Linked DNA regions of Homo sapiens: region 1 is linked to region 2. The links are chromatin contacts, found by Hi-C or POLR2A ChIA-PET in ENCODE. All regions are on one chromosome and are shown on one strand. Each heading gives the region's core, a stretch centred on a gene start or an enhancer-like site at or near the end of the contact. The rest is flanking DNA. Distances are from core to core; before and after follow the strand shown. Region 1 overlaps CHAF1A (chromatin assembly factor 1 subunit A). Region 2 overlaps YJU2 (YJU2 splicing factor homolog).

Region 1 (7,008 bases), core at 2,422-4,921, 160 kb after region 2:
CAGGTGATCCGCCCTCCTCAGCCTCCCAAAGTGGTGGGATTACAGGCATGAGCCACTGCCCCCGGCCTTTTTTTTTTTTTTTTTTAAGTGAGGTTTGTTGAGATATAATTTACATCCAATAAAATAAACTCTTTTCAGGACATTTGTGTTGACAAATGACAGGGCCAGCTAACCATAATGAAGATAAACCCTATTTCCATCACTCAAAACAGCTCCCTTGTAGTCTGTCCCCCCACCGCCGGCCCTTGAGACTGCCAATCTGCCCTCTGCCCTGTAGCTCTGGAAACTCGGCTCTGTGGACCCACACAGTGCCTGGGCTTTTGAGTCTGTGCCTTGGCCTTAGCCTGGATGAATCCCACCAGCACCCTGCTGTGTGCGTCCATGGTGCCTCCTTTCTCCCATTGCTCGAAGACCCCATCGGGTCTCTTCTTGATTTCAGACCCTGGCCGGCTCCTGTGGGAAGTTTGCCCCCTTTGAAATTAAAGAGCACATGGTCCTGGCCCCTCGGCGTCGGACCGCTTTCCATCCAGACCTCTGCAGTCAGCTGGACCAGCTCCTCCAGCAGCAGAGCGGCGAGTTCTCCTTCTTGAAAGACCTCAAAGGCCGGCAGCCCCTGAGGTCCGGACCCACGCACGTTTCCACCCGGAATGCAGATATTTTTAACAGGTCAGAGCCTGAGGAGGTCGGCCTTCACCCACTAGTGATGCTGGAGGCCAGCATCCTGAACCCTGGGGTCCCCGGGGTGGGAGCTCTGGGTCCTTCTGTTGCTTGCTTCCTAGTGCCCTCGGGCCCTGGGCTTCGGTGCTGGCTCAGGCCTCTCTCCACCTGGCCTTCCTGTAAGCTCCTGAAGTCTTCCTCTCCCTGTCTTCCCAGCTCCTCGTGGAGGAATCTTATTTCCCTGCTGGTCTCCAGTGAAGGATACCCCCCAACACCTCGCTCTTGCAAATCTCATTCCACAGAACCTCCCTTGCTAAAAATGCTCTGGGGCTGCACCTGGGCAGCTGTCCTCCCTCTCACCCTGCAGGCTGCACCCTCCTCCATCTGTCCCTTCAGTCCATGTTCCTGACCTTTCTTTGGGGACAGGCAGTGCTGCTTTTTAACAAATGCCCATCTTTCTAGAATTGTTAGGCCAGCTTCACAGGGAGGTTCCTGGGAGGTTTGTGAGCAGGTCTGTAAGGCAGCGTGATCCTGAGCCTGGGGTTTTCCTTCTCAGTGATGTCGTCATCGTGGAGCGTGGGAAGGGCGACGGTGTTCCCGAGAGGAGGAAGTTTGGCAGGATGAAGCTCCTGCAGTTCTGTGAGAACCACCGGCCTGCCTACTGGGGTACCTGGAATAAGAAGACGGCACTCATCCGCGCGCGAGACCCCTGGGCCCAGGACACGGTGAGCTAGCCCCAGAGTGCCTCCGTCCCCGTACCTCCTCACTGTGCCCCTTTCCTCCAGCCCCAAAGACAGTTGTGAGTCCCATGTGTTTCTTTTCTCAGAAGCTCCTGGACTATGAGGTGGACAGTGATGAGGAGTGGGAAGAAGAGGAGCCTGGGGAGTCCCTGTCCCACAGTGAGGGGGTAAGGATGTGCCCCAGCTGTCTTCACTCACAGACGGCTTGTGTTTGAGTCTCTGTCCCACAGTGAGGGGCTAAGGATGCAGCCCAGCTGTGTTCACTCACTGACAGCTGGTGTTTGACCTGCTGTGTGGTCTGAAACCTGAACGCACCTCAACATCCAGACTTCCAGCTTCTCTCGAAAAATCTCATCTGGTGACACTCGCCCACGTGGCTGCTGGGGATGGGATCCCGTCCGCATCTGCACCGTGGCCCCACAGCCCCCTCTTGCCTCCTGCGGGCCTGCTGCACACCATTTCCTCCTGACTGCCCAGCTGCTGTGACCTAGTGGGCTTTCTGCCGATGCTCACCGTGTCTGTCGGGAGGCCATGCAAAGCAGATGTTCACAGCTTTACATTTTTTTGTTTCTTTAAGATGGAGTCTCACTCTATCACTCAGGCTGGAGTGCAGTGGCGCGATTTCGGCTCACTGCAACCTCTGCCTCCCAGGCTCAAGTGATAGTCCTGCCCCAGCCTCCCTAGTAGCTGGGATTATAGGTGCGTGCCACCATGCCCAGCCAAGATTTGTATTTTTAGTAGAGACAGAGTTTTACCATGTTGGCCAGGCTGGTCTCAAACTCCTGACTTCAGATGATCCGCCCACCTCAGCCTCCCAAAGTGCTGGGATTAGAGGTGTGAGCCACTGCGCCTGGCCTACTTTGTTTTTAATAAGGCACACACTCTGCTTTTCTATCTGATGAACTCTTTTTTTTTTCTCCTTTTGAGGATGATGATGACGACATGGGAGAGGATGAAGATGAGGACGATGGTTTCTTTGTGCCCCATGGGTACCTGTCTGAGGACGAAGGTGTGACAGAGGTGAGGGAGTGAAGGGGGAGGTCACCGGCTCAGCAAAAGTTCATTTCTGGACTGGTGCTCAGTGGCCTGACCTGGGAGGGTGACGGGGGTCCCAGCCCAACCATACGAGATTTGGACTGCATTCCAAGCACGCAAGCTCACTCGTGGGAACAGCTGGGCCTGAACTTGGTATTACCTGGGAGGGTGGCAGACGTAGGAGGAGCTTGCAAGCGAGGGGAGCCATAGGAGCAGACACCCTGGTGAGGGAGCGTGGCCATGGTCTGTGGGTTAGAAGGCTGGAAACCACCCGAGCTGACATACAGTCAGCATGCAGCAAGACATGTGCATTGTAAGTGTTGAGTTTGATGACGTAACAATCAAGTGAATGTGGGCAACCACCGCCCGAAATAAAACAGAACTTCCCTATCTCTCCAGAAGATTGCCCACGTCTCTGCAGGCGAACCTGCCTGCCACCCCTTTCCAGATTCCATAAGGTTGTGGAACTGTCTTTTTTTTTTTTTTTCTTGAGACGGATTCTCATTCTGTTACCCAGGCTGGAGTGCAATGGCCCGGTGTTGGCTCACTGCAACCTCTGCCTCCCGGGTTCAAGCAATTCTCCTGCCTCGGCCTCCCAAGTAGCTGGGACTACAGGCGTGTGCCACCACACCTGGCTAATTTTTGTATTTTTAGTAGAGACGGGAGTTCATTATGTTGGCCAGGCTGGTCTTGAACTCCTGACCTCCAGTGATCCACCCGCCTCGGCCTCCCAGAGTGCTGGGATTACAGGCATGAGCCACCGAGCCCGGCAGGAACTTGCTTTCAAGCAAGTTGTTTTTGGTCCTGTTTTGTTTTGAAGGCCTGTCGTTTGGGAAGTGGGGATTTGGTGGGACTGTCTCATGGTTGGACTGGAGGCCTAGGCATTCCTTGTGCATATCTGACCACCGAGGCCTGAACTGTCAGTCAGAGAGTGGTCTCAGGCCCTGCATGTGTCTGCCAGATGCCTGGGCCATGTGGGTAGACACCCAACCCTGTTAAACGGCTCCACGATCACACATTCACCAGAAAATTCAGAGGGGTGTTAAAAGAGGCCTCATGGGTGAGTTCAGAAATATCTGTGACGCTCCCAAAGGAGACCAGGTGTGAATTATTCCATCTGGAAGAGGGGCAGCCAGCGCATGGTGTGCTCTGCCCTGGCCCTGACACTGTGGGAAGTTTTGTGCCCCTGTCCTTTCCTCTTGCTCCCCAGCTGGCTGGGGACTGGTTCCTCAAAAGAGTGCCCGGGCATAGGGGAGCAAGAACCCCAAATAAACTTCTGCTTTCTAAACCACAAGGAGTGTGCCGACCCTGAGAACCATAAGGTCCGCCAGAAACTGAAGGCCAAGGAGTGGGACGAGTTCCTGGCTAAGGGGAAGCGCTTTCGCGTCCTGCAACCTGTGAAGATCGGCTGCGTGTGGGCGGCTGACAGAGACTGCGCAGGCGATGACCTGAAGGTACTGCAGCAGTTCGCAGCCTGCTTCCTGGAGACCCTGCCGGCCCAGGAGGAGCAGACGCCCAAGGCCTCCAAGCGGGAGAGGAGAGACGAGCAGAGTGAGTGTGGGCGGGGCCAGGCCACCCACCTGTTCCTGGGCCCAGCTAATTCCAGGGCTGAGGGCAAGAGTCACAGGCTAGTGGGTCCGTGATGCAAATGTTCTTTCCACAAATAACAGAGGCCAGCCCTTTTCCTGTACATGTCCGTACGTTCAATGATGTCCCTAGCAGCAGGACGAGGCAGGTCCCTTAATTGGCTTGTTTTATCAACCAGGACACAGGCACAGAGAGTGCTGGAGTGGGGGCTGTGCTTTCTCAAAAGCCAGGGAGGGGCCGGGCACAGTGCCTCATGCCTGTGATGCCAGCACTTTGGGAGGCCAAGGTGGGAGGATCGCTTGAGCCTAGTGCTTCGACACCAGCCTGGGCAACATGGCAAAACCCCATCTCTGCAGAAAATGCAAAATTACCTGGGTGTGGTATCACGCACCTGTGATCCCAGCTACTCAAGAGGCTGAGGTGGGAGGATTGCTTGAGCCTAGGAGTTTCAGACCACAGTGAGCCATGATCCTGCCACTGCACTCCAGCCTGGGTGACAGAGCAAGACCCTGTCTAAAAAAAAAAAAAAACTCAAAAAACTGGGGAGGGACCATGGCACACAAGGAGAGCAGGGCAGTCATTTGGGTAGGAACAGCAGGCATTTGAAGTCAGCCCTGGCAACACACGTGCCCGGCCAAGGCTCACTTCTGGGCAGGTGCGTAGGTGCTACCCTGTCTTACACCCGCCCTCATGAGGCCACCTATCCCCGAAGCTGGCCATGCCCCAAGCCTCGGTGGCAATGAGCTTGTGTATGTGTTTTGTTTTTTGGCCTGTGGTGATGGGTGGCTCCCCAAGCCTCATGCCCACCCATGTTCCCTCCTGCCAGTCCTGGCCCAGCTGCTGCCGCTCCTGCACGGCAATGTGAACGGGAGCAAGGTCATCATCCGGGAGTTCCAGGAGCACTGCCGCCGGGGACTGCTCAGCAACCACACCGGCAGCCCGCGGAGCCCCTCCACCACCTACCTGCACACCCCCACCCCCAGCGAGGATGCCGCCATCCCCTCTAAGTCCCGGCTCAAGCGGCTCATTTCCGAGAACTCAGTGTATGAGAAGCGGCCTGACTTCAGGATGTGCTGGTACGTGCACCCGCAGGTGCTACAGAGCTTCCAGCAGGAGCACCTGCCCGTGCCGTGCCAGTGGAGCTATGTGACATCGGTGCCCTCGGCCCCCAAAGAGGACAGTGGCAGCGTCCCCTCCACGGGGCCCAGCCAGGGCACTCCCATCTCGCTGAAGAGGAAGTCAGCGGGCAGCATGTGCATCACCCAATTCATGAAGAAGCGCAGGCACGACGGCCAGGTGAGGTGGGGTGGGCAGGTGGGGGCCTCTGCAGGGCTTTTCTTTTTTTGTTTGTTTTTTGTTGTTTTGTTTTTTTTTCGAGATGGAGTCCTGCTCTGTCACCCAGGCTGGAGTGCAGTGGCGCAATCTCAGCTCACTGCAACCTCCTCCCTCCTGGGTTCAAGTGATTCTCCTGCCTTAGCCTCCTGAGTAGCTGGGATTACAGGTGTACGCCACCATGCCTGGCTAATTTTTGTATTTTTAGTAGAGACGGGGTTTCACCATGTTGGTCAGGCTGGTCTCGAACTCCTGACCTCATGATCCGTCTGCCTTGTCCTCCCAAAGTGCTGGGATTACAGGCGTGAGCCACCTCGCCTGGTGTTTTTGTGTTTTTTAAATAACCTTACTCTTAGAGCAGTTTTAGGGTCACAGCAAAATCGATTGGAAGGTACAGAAAGTTCCCATACACCTCCTTCCCCAAAGCCAAGCCAAGCCACCCAACATCACCTCCCAGAATGGTGCATTGGTTACAATCAGTGCACCTCAGGCCAGGCACTGTGGCTCACGCCTGTAGTCTCAGCACTTTGGGAGGCTGAGGCGGGAGGATCACTTGAGCCCGGGAGTTGGAGACCAGCCTGGGCAACATGGCAAAACCCCATCTCTAAGAAAAAATTTTTAGATTAGCCAAGCGGTGGCATGCACCTGTAGTCTCAGCTACTCAGGAGGCTAAGGCGGGAGGATTACTGGAGCCTAGGAGATTGAGGCTGCAGTGAGCTATGATCATGCCACTGCACTGCAACCTGGGCGACAGAGCAAGACCCTGTCTCTAAAAATAAATACATAAAACGCACCTTCGTTGATTTATCACCACCACTAGGGTTTGTTGCTGGTGTTGAGGGTTCTGTGATTTGAATGAATGTTGGATGCTGTGCGTCTACCTTTATTGTTTTAAACAAAGAGGCTTCTCCCCACTGAAAGGCCCCTGTGCTCTGCCCGTCCAATCCCTTGGAAATCACCAACCTCTCTATCTCCGTGGATCAGCCTTTTCCAGATTGCCCTGTAGCTGGAATCGCATCGTGTGTGGCTCCTTTGACTTGGCAGTATGCGTTGACAGTTCCTCCGTGTCTGTTTGTGGCTTGATAGCTCTTTTTTTTTTCACACTGAATAATATTCCATGTGGTAGCATTTTTATTTTTGTTCAACGGTTCTTGAATTTTGCATTCAAGCACAGTTATTAAGCACTTACTGTGCTCCAGGCACTCTGATCGGTCTCTCAGACACAGGTATATGCAGAACACCGCCCGGTGTAAGGCACAGACAGGAGCCTGTAAGGGGAATGAATGGCTGTGTGATTCCAGCCTTATGGGTGCCTCGGAGGCACAAGCGCATGGAGCCCTGGGGTGTGTGATGGGGGCACTGTCTGGTCTTAAGAAACTCTCATGCCCAGAGAGCCACTGGCCCCTGGCACCCACCCCTGGCCATAGATCGGCTTTGTTAACGTTCATTGCATACTTTTTGTCCTTACCACACAGTGTTCGGAAGTGAGTTTCTCTTTTTTCTTTTTTTTCCTTTTTTTTTTTTTTTTTTTTTTTGAGACAGTCTCGCGCTGTTGCCCGGGCTGGAGTGCAGTGGTGTGATCTGGGCTCACTGCAAGCTCCGCCTCCCGGGTTCACACCATTCTTCTGGCTCAGCCTCCCGAGTAGCTGGGACTACA
Region 2 (6,349 bases), core at 3,494-5,993:
GACAGAATGAGACTCTGTCTCAAAAAAAAAAAAAAAAAAACTTAATTTACTAAAACTGGTGGCAGGCCTATGGGTCTGTAATTCGCCAACCCCTGTTTAAGCTGCCGAAAGAAGAGAATGTAAAGAAAGAACATAGAAATTTATTTCTCAGTCATAACAGCCCTGGGCTGACAGTCTAGGACTTCGGGCAGCTCTGCTCCTTGGAACCATTCAGGGACTCAGCCTCCTTCCTTCTGGAGCACGGCTTCCTGCGCTGTGGCCACAGCTGGCTCAGAGCACCTTCAGGGTCCGGCTGTGGGAAGGCAAAAAGTGTGTGGAGGACCACGCAGCCTCAGATGCGGCCCACCTCAGTTCTTCTCTCATGCCAGAGGCCACAGCATAGTCACAAGGCCCCATCTGGTGGCGAAGGAAACTGTGAGATGCATCCTCCAGCTGGTCCGTGCCTGGCTGTGCTGCCAACTAGAACGAAGGGAGGCCGGGCACCGTGGCTCAAAGTGCTGTAATCCCAGCACTTTGGGAGGCCGAGGCAGGCGGATCATCTGAGGTCAGGAGTTCGAGACCAGCCTGGCCAACATGGAGAAACCCTGTCTCTACTAAAAATACAAAAATTAGCTGGACATGGCGGTGCCTGCCTGTAATCCCAGTTACTCGGGAGGCTGAGGCAGGAGAATCACTTGAACCTGGGAGGCAGAGGTTGCAGTGAGCTGAGATTGTGCCATTGCCCTCCAGCCTGGGCAACAGAGTGAGACTCTATCTCAAAAAAAAAAAAAAAAAAAAGGAGGAAGGAGTTTTGGTGGATGACCAGCATTTTCCACCACAGCTGACTCATCCAAGGTGGCCTCAGCCACTCTGGTTTGTTCATTGAAGAAGGTGGTAAAAGTAGGGGCTCATAAACCAATAACACAGACACACAGAAACGATTGTTCTCGGCCGGGCGCGGTGGCTCACACCTGTAATCCCAGCACTTTGGGAGGCCAAGGCGGGTGGATCACGAGGTCAGGAGATCGAGATCATCCTATCTAACACGGTGAAACCCCATCTCTGCTAAAAATACAAAAAATTAGCCGGGCGTGGTGGCGGGCGCCTGTAGTCCCAGCTACTCAGGAGGCTGAGACAGGAGAATGGCGTGAACCCAGGAGGTGGAGCTTGCAGTGAGCCGAGATTGTGCCACTGCACTCCAGCCTGGGCGACAGAGCGAGACTCTGTCTCAAAAAAAAAAAAAAAAAAAAAAAAAGAAACGATTGTTCTTTCTTCCTTTTTTGTTTGTTTGTTTGACACAGGGTCTTACTCTGTTGCCCAGGCTGGAGTGCAGTAATGCAGTCCCAGCTCACTGCAGCCTGAACCTCCTAGGCTCAAGCAATCCTCCCACCTCAGTCTCCTGAGCAGCTGGGACCACAGGCACGCACCACCACGCCTGGCTAATTTTTCTTTTCTTTCTTTCTTTTTTTTTTTTTAGACAGTTTCACTCTTGTTGCCCAGGCTGGAGTGCAGTGGTGTGATCTTGGCTCACTGCAACCTTCGCCCCCCGGGTTCAAGCGATTCTACTGCCTCAGCCTCCCAAGTAGCTGGGATTACAGGCGCCTGCCACCATGCCCGGCTAATTTTTGTATTTTTAGTAGAGATGGCGTTTCACCATGTTGGCCAGGCTGATCTAGAACTCCTGACCTCAGGTGATTCACCTGACTCGGCCGCCCAAAGTGCTGGGATTACAGGCGTGAGCCACTGTGCCTGGCCCCTAATTTTTCAAATTCTTTTTGCAGAGATGCGGTCTTGCTGTGTTGCCCAGGCTGGTCTCACGCACCTGGCCTCAAGCAGTTCTCCCGCCAAGGCACAGGGATTACAGACATCAGCCACCATGTCTGGCCCCAAGACATTTTTCTAAAAGACATTTTCTTTGAAGCTGTGTCCTCTGATTAGAGTTCTCACACTGTGGTTCTCACATAAACCACTCCCAGAATTCATTGTCTACAACTTCCTCTCTTCTTTTCTTTTTTTTTTGAATGAATCAACAGAGTAAAGGTACTTTGAAAGCAGTCCAACCTTTTTTGATTTACTCCCTCAGTCTTGTGCCTCTACCTGATTTGATAGCAGGTGTTTTATTTGGTTTTAACGTGATTCACCTTCATCAAGACTTTTCAAACCTTCACCCTAACTTTTATAGGAAGGAATATCTCCACACTTGCGTTTTCTTGGTTTATTTTATTTTTATTTTAGAGATGAGGTCTTGCTCTGTCACCCAGGCTGGAGTGCAGTGACGCGATCACAGCTCGCTGCAGCCTCCAACTCCTGGGCTCAAATGATCCTCCCACCTCAGCCTCTCAAGTAGCTGGGACCCACAAGTGTGTAGTGTGTGCCACCACAGCCAGCTAATTTTTAATTTTCTTTTCTTTTTTTTTTTTTAGAGGCGAGTCTGTATGTTGTCTAGGCTGGTCTCAAACTCCTATCCTCAAGCAGTCCTCCCGCCTTGGCCTCCCAATCCTTAGTTTAGTTTAATGATGATGAGTACCACCTGTAGAAACAGGTTTGGGAACTAACCTAGGTAACTTTTTTTTTTTTGAGACGGTCTTGTTCTTTCGCCCAGGCTGGAGTGCAGTGGCACGGTCTCGGCTCACTGCAACCTCCGGCTCCCAGCCTGTAGCAATTGTCCTGCCTTAGCCTCCTGAGTAGCTGGGATTACAGGCGTGTGCTACCACACCTGGCTAGGTTTTGTATTTTCTTTTTATTAATAAAGAGACGGGGTTTCACCATGTTGACCAGGCTGGTCTCGAACTCTTGACCTCAAGTGGTCCACCCGCCTCGGCCTCCCAAAGTGTTGGGATTACAGGTGTGTGCCTCTGTGCCTGGCCATCTGTGCCTTTTGACTTCTTTTCCTCATTTTGACATCAGCCCAGAGCTACGACATTTTTTTTTTTTTTTTTCGAGACGGCGTCTCGCCCTGTCACCCAGGCTGGAGTGCAGTGGCACGATCTCGGCTCACTGCAACCTCTGCCTCCCAGGTTCAAGCGATTCTCCTGCCTCAGTCTCCCGAGTAGCTGGGATTACAGGCGTGTGCCACCAAGCCTGGCTAATTTCTTGTATTTATAGTAGAGACGGGCTTTCACCGTGTTAGCCAGGATGGTCTCTATCTGACCTCGTGATCCACCTGCCTTGGCCTCCCAAAGTGCCGGGATTAGAAGCATGAGCCACTGCGCCCGGCCCAGAGCCACAACTTTAAGGAGGCCTCTCCACCACCTTAGCAGTGGCCGCCCCTCACACCGTCAGCTTGGCACTCAAGGTCTCTGCCCATTCTCCATCCCACCTAGCCTGCCCTGGCACTTCCTGAATCACACTGTGGCTTCTCATCACGCCTTTACCCATGCCATTCCCCTTACCTGGGATGCCCCCTTTGCCAAGCACTCGCTTGGTGAACTCCTACTCGCCCTTCAATACCCAATGCAAGACGCCCTTCCTCTGAGAAGCTCATCCTCACAATTCAAGCTCACGCACCCTGGCTTCTCTCTCACCCAGATGGATGTTATCCTGGGTATTGGTCTCCTTGTCCCTCTCCCTCCCCACACGGTGAGCTCCGTGAGGGCAGAGCACCCATTGGGACTTCCTTAACCCAGTGGTTACCACTTCCTCTATTTAAACATAAAACAGATTGAAGAGGCTAGATGCAGTGGCTCACGCCTGTCATCCCAGCTCTTTGGGACGCTGAGACGGGAGGATCGCTTGAGCCAGGAGTTTGAGACCAGCCTGGGCAACATAGCGAGATCCCGTCTCTACAAAAATTAAAAATGTTAGCCTGCCATGGTGGCGTGCACCTGCAGGAGGCTGAGGCAGGAGAATCGCTTGAGCCCAGGAGTTCGAGGCTGCAGTGAGCTATGATTGCACCACTGCACTCCAGCCTGGGCAATAGAGTGAGACCTTCCCCCCAAAAAAATTTTTTTAATAATATAGATTAAAGGGTCCCTTCTGTTGCAGTTAAGGAGCTGGAGGCCTTTTCTACCTGCCCCTAACTCTTTCTCAAGGCGGCTTCCTCCATTTTCACTCGTTCTCTCAAGTACATTGAGCACCTCCTTGTGCCAGGAACTGTTTGTGGCACCGCAGAGCCAGCAGTGGGGAAGACAGGAGCTCACGGCAGAGTTGGGGAGAGAGTTATAACAGCCAGCAGAGGGCACTGTGAGCGTGGACATGCAGCCTGCATGTGAGCTTGAACCATGATGGGCTTCTCAGAGGAGGGGTGTCTTGTGTTGGGTATTGAAGGGTGAGTAGGAGTTCACCAAGCGAGTGCATGGAAAAGGGGGCATCCCTGGTGAAGGGAATAGCATGGGTAAAGGCGTGGAGATGAGAAGCCATGGTGTGACTCAGGAAGTGCCAGACCAGGCTATGTGGGATGGAGAATGGGCAGAGGCCTTGAGTGCCAAGCCTAGGGCAGTGGGGAGCCATAGAGGAGTTTAGAGCAGAGGAGGAATGTGGTCAGTGCAGCAGTGGAAGAGTGGGCATGGGGCAGTGAGCAGGGGTTGTGGCGAGGGGCCAGACTGGGCCCTGGATCCGGGCCAGACCCCCACATGTGTCCCCATCACCTGCAGGCCCCAAAGCCCAAGAGGAAGGTGGAGGTCTGGGAGCAGAGCGTTGGCAGCCTGGGCAGCCGGCCCCCGCTGTCGAGGCTGGTCGTGGTGAAGAAGGCAAAGGCCGACCCGGACTGCAGCAACGGGCAGCCTCAGGCGGCCCCCACCCCAGGTAAGGTCACAGAGTTCCCAGAGCCGGGCGCGGTTTCTATAGTGGCCTGTAGGTGGCAGCAGCTCCCTTTGCAGTTACAGAGACTTCATGGGGTGGGTGGGGGCGGCCTGCGACCCCCACAGGACCAATTAGTGGAGTGAGCAGAGAAGGCAGGCGGCTTCTTTTTTTCTTTTTTCTTTTTTCTTTTTTTTTTTTTGAGACAGAGTCTTGCTCTGTTGCCCAGGCTGGAGTGCAGTGGTGCCATCTCGGCTCACCGCAACCTCCGCCTCCCTGGTTTGAGCAGTTCTCTGCCTCAGCCTCCCAAGTAGCTGGGACTACAGCACCACGCCCGGCTAAATTTTTGTATTATTAGTAGAGGTGGGATTTCTCCATGTTGGTCAGGCTGGTCTGGAACTCCCGACCTCAGGTGATCCACTCACCTCGGCCTCCCAAAATGCTGGGATTACAGGCATGAGCCACCGCGCCCGGCCTGTTTTTGTCTTTTAGTTGCCTTAGTATGATGTTTCCTAAGGCGATTAAGTCCACAGTGACTGGACTGTGAACTTTGCGCCATTTCCATTCTTGGCAGCGCACGTTGCCTGCCTGGGCAAGGTTTGCATTGGCCATTGTTCAGAAGCGGAGCTGTTGAGTCCCGGGTGTGCAGATGTAAATCTGCAATGGGTCCCATCAGGTGCCATCCAGAAAGGCCAGGCCATTCACATGCTGTCACCTCTGGACCTTGCAAACCTGCAGAGGTGGCCGGCCCCGTGCCTTGTCCCTGGCCTGTCTGCTGTGGAGCTGAGATGAGCTAACTCTCGCTCTCCCACCAGGAGCCCCGCAGAACAGGAAGGAGGCCAACCCTACACCCCTGACGCCTGGCGCGTCCTCCCTGAGCCAACTGGGTGCATACCTGGACAGTGACGACAGCAACGGCAGCAACTGAGCCCTCCCAGGACCCCCTCACGGGGTCAAAGTCACACGTCCAGCTTCAGCCACATTGAGGCCAGCATTGCTGGTGGTCAGGGCAGGAGGCCTTGGCGTGACTGGAGGCCGGACAGACAAGCGCCAGCGTGCTCCAACACATAGGGCCACCAGGGGCCTCAGCCCCAGGAGGTCCCTTCTCTGTGCCCTCACCAGCCTCTCAACACCTCGGGGACCCCTGCTGCTCCTGCCCCCACCTGTCACTGTGCTTAGGGCTGCAACATCCCTGGAGCAGCTTCCAACACTACTTCAGGGTGGCAGTGTTTGGGGCACTGGGCGAGCCTGCCGGCCTCTAGATGGCCTCATCTCTTCCTTCCACAAACTGTCTAGAACCAATAAAAGGAAACCTGCCAACCGCCTGGGCCCCTTCTCTCTCCCAGAGTCTGATGAGGAGGTCCCAGGACCTCCTCTGTTAGCACAATTCGAGGGTCATTCCACAGAGGTTTGTTTGTGTCTTGAGACAGGATCTCACTCTGTTGCCCAGGCTGGAGTGCGGTAGCGTATTCTTGACTCACTGCAGCCTTGAACTTCCGAGCTCAGGTGATCCTCCCACCTCAGCCTCGCGAGTCGCTGAGACCTCAGGTGGATGCCACCATTCCTGGCTAACTTTTTGTATATTTAGTAGAGACTGGGTTTCATCATGTTGCCCAGGCTGATCTTGAACTCA

The links. A loop is a pair of places that touch in the nucleus more often than their neighbours do. ChIA-PET counts read pairs that join two places held with the same protein, here RNA polymerase II (POLR2A). Pooled maps may share reads with other maps.
Region 1: a pooled map shows a loop between it and region 2 (2.8-fold over the local background). The contact joins two enhancer-like sites. A Hi-C loop is called at or near these places in 2 of 168 maps with a recorded cell type or tissue (both ovary) and 5 of 50 pooled maps. POLR2A ChIA-PET finds 5 or more read pairs at or near these places in 6 of 52 experiments (H1, K562, RWPE1 and 3 more).

Annotation. Positions count from the first base shown.
Region 1 is chr19:4,428,225-4,435,232 of GRCh38, forward strand. CHAF1A (chromatin assembly factor 1 subunit A) reads left to right here. Exons shown (of 15, transcript NM_005483.3): 8 at 440-666; 9 at 1,214-1,382; 10 at 1,484-1,564; 11 at 2,325-2,417; 12 at 3,728-3,983; 13 at 4,846-5,315. Among named protein-coding and RNA genes, the nearest start is that of MIR4746, 14 kb to the right of the region's middle. RefSeq lists an enhancer at 2,506-3,269. Within about 2 kb of position 3,672, at least 3 of the 41 ENCODE cell types and tissues checked have a DNase peak (open chromatin) inside an H3K27ac peak, as active enhancers do.
Region 2 is chr19:4,263,053-4,269,401 of GRCh38, forward strand. It overlaps YJU2 (YJU2 splicing factor homolog), which reads left to right. Exons shown (of 8, transcript NM_018074.6): 7 at 4,572-4,722; 8 at 5,532-6,036. The coding sequence ends at 5,644. Among named protein-coding and RNA genes, the nearest start is that of SHD, 13 kb to the right of the region's middle. Within about 2 kb of position 4,744, at least 4 of the 41 ENCODE cell types and tissues checked have a DNase peak (open chromatin) inside an H3K27ac peak, as active enhancers do.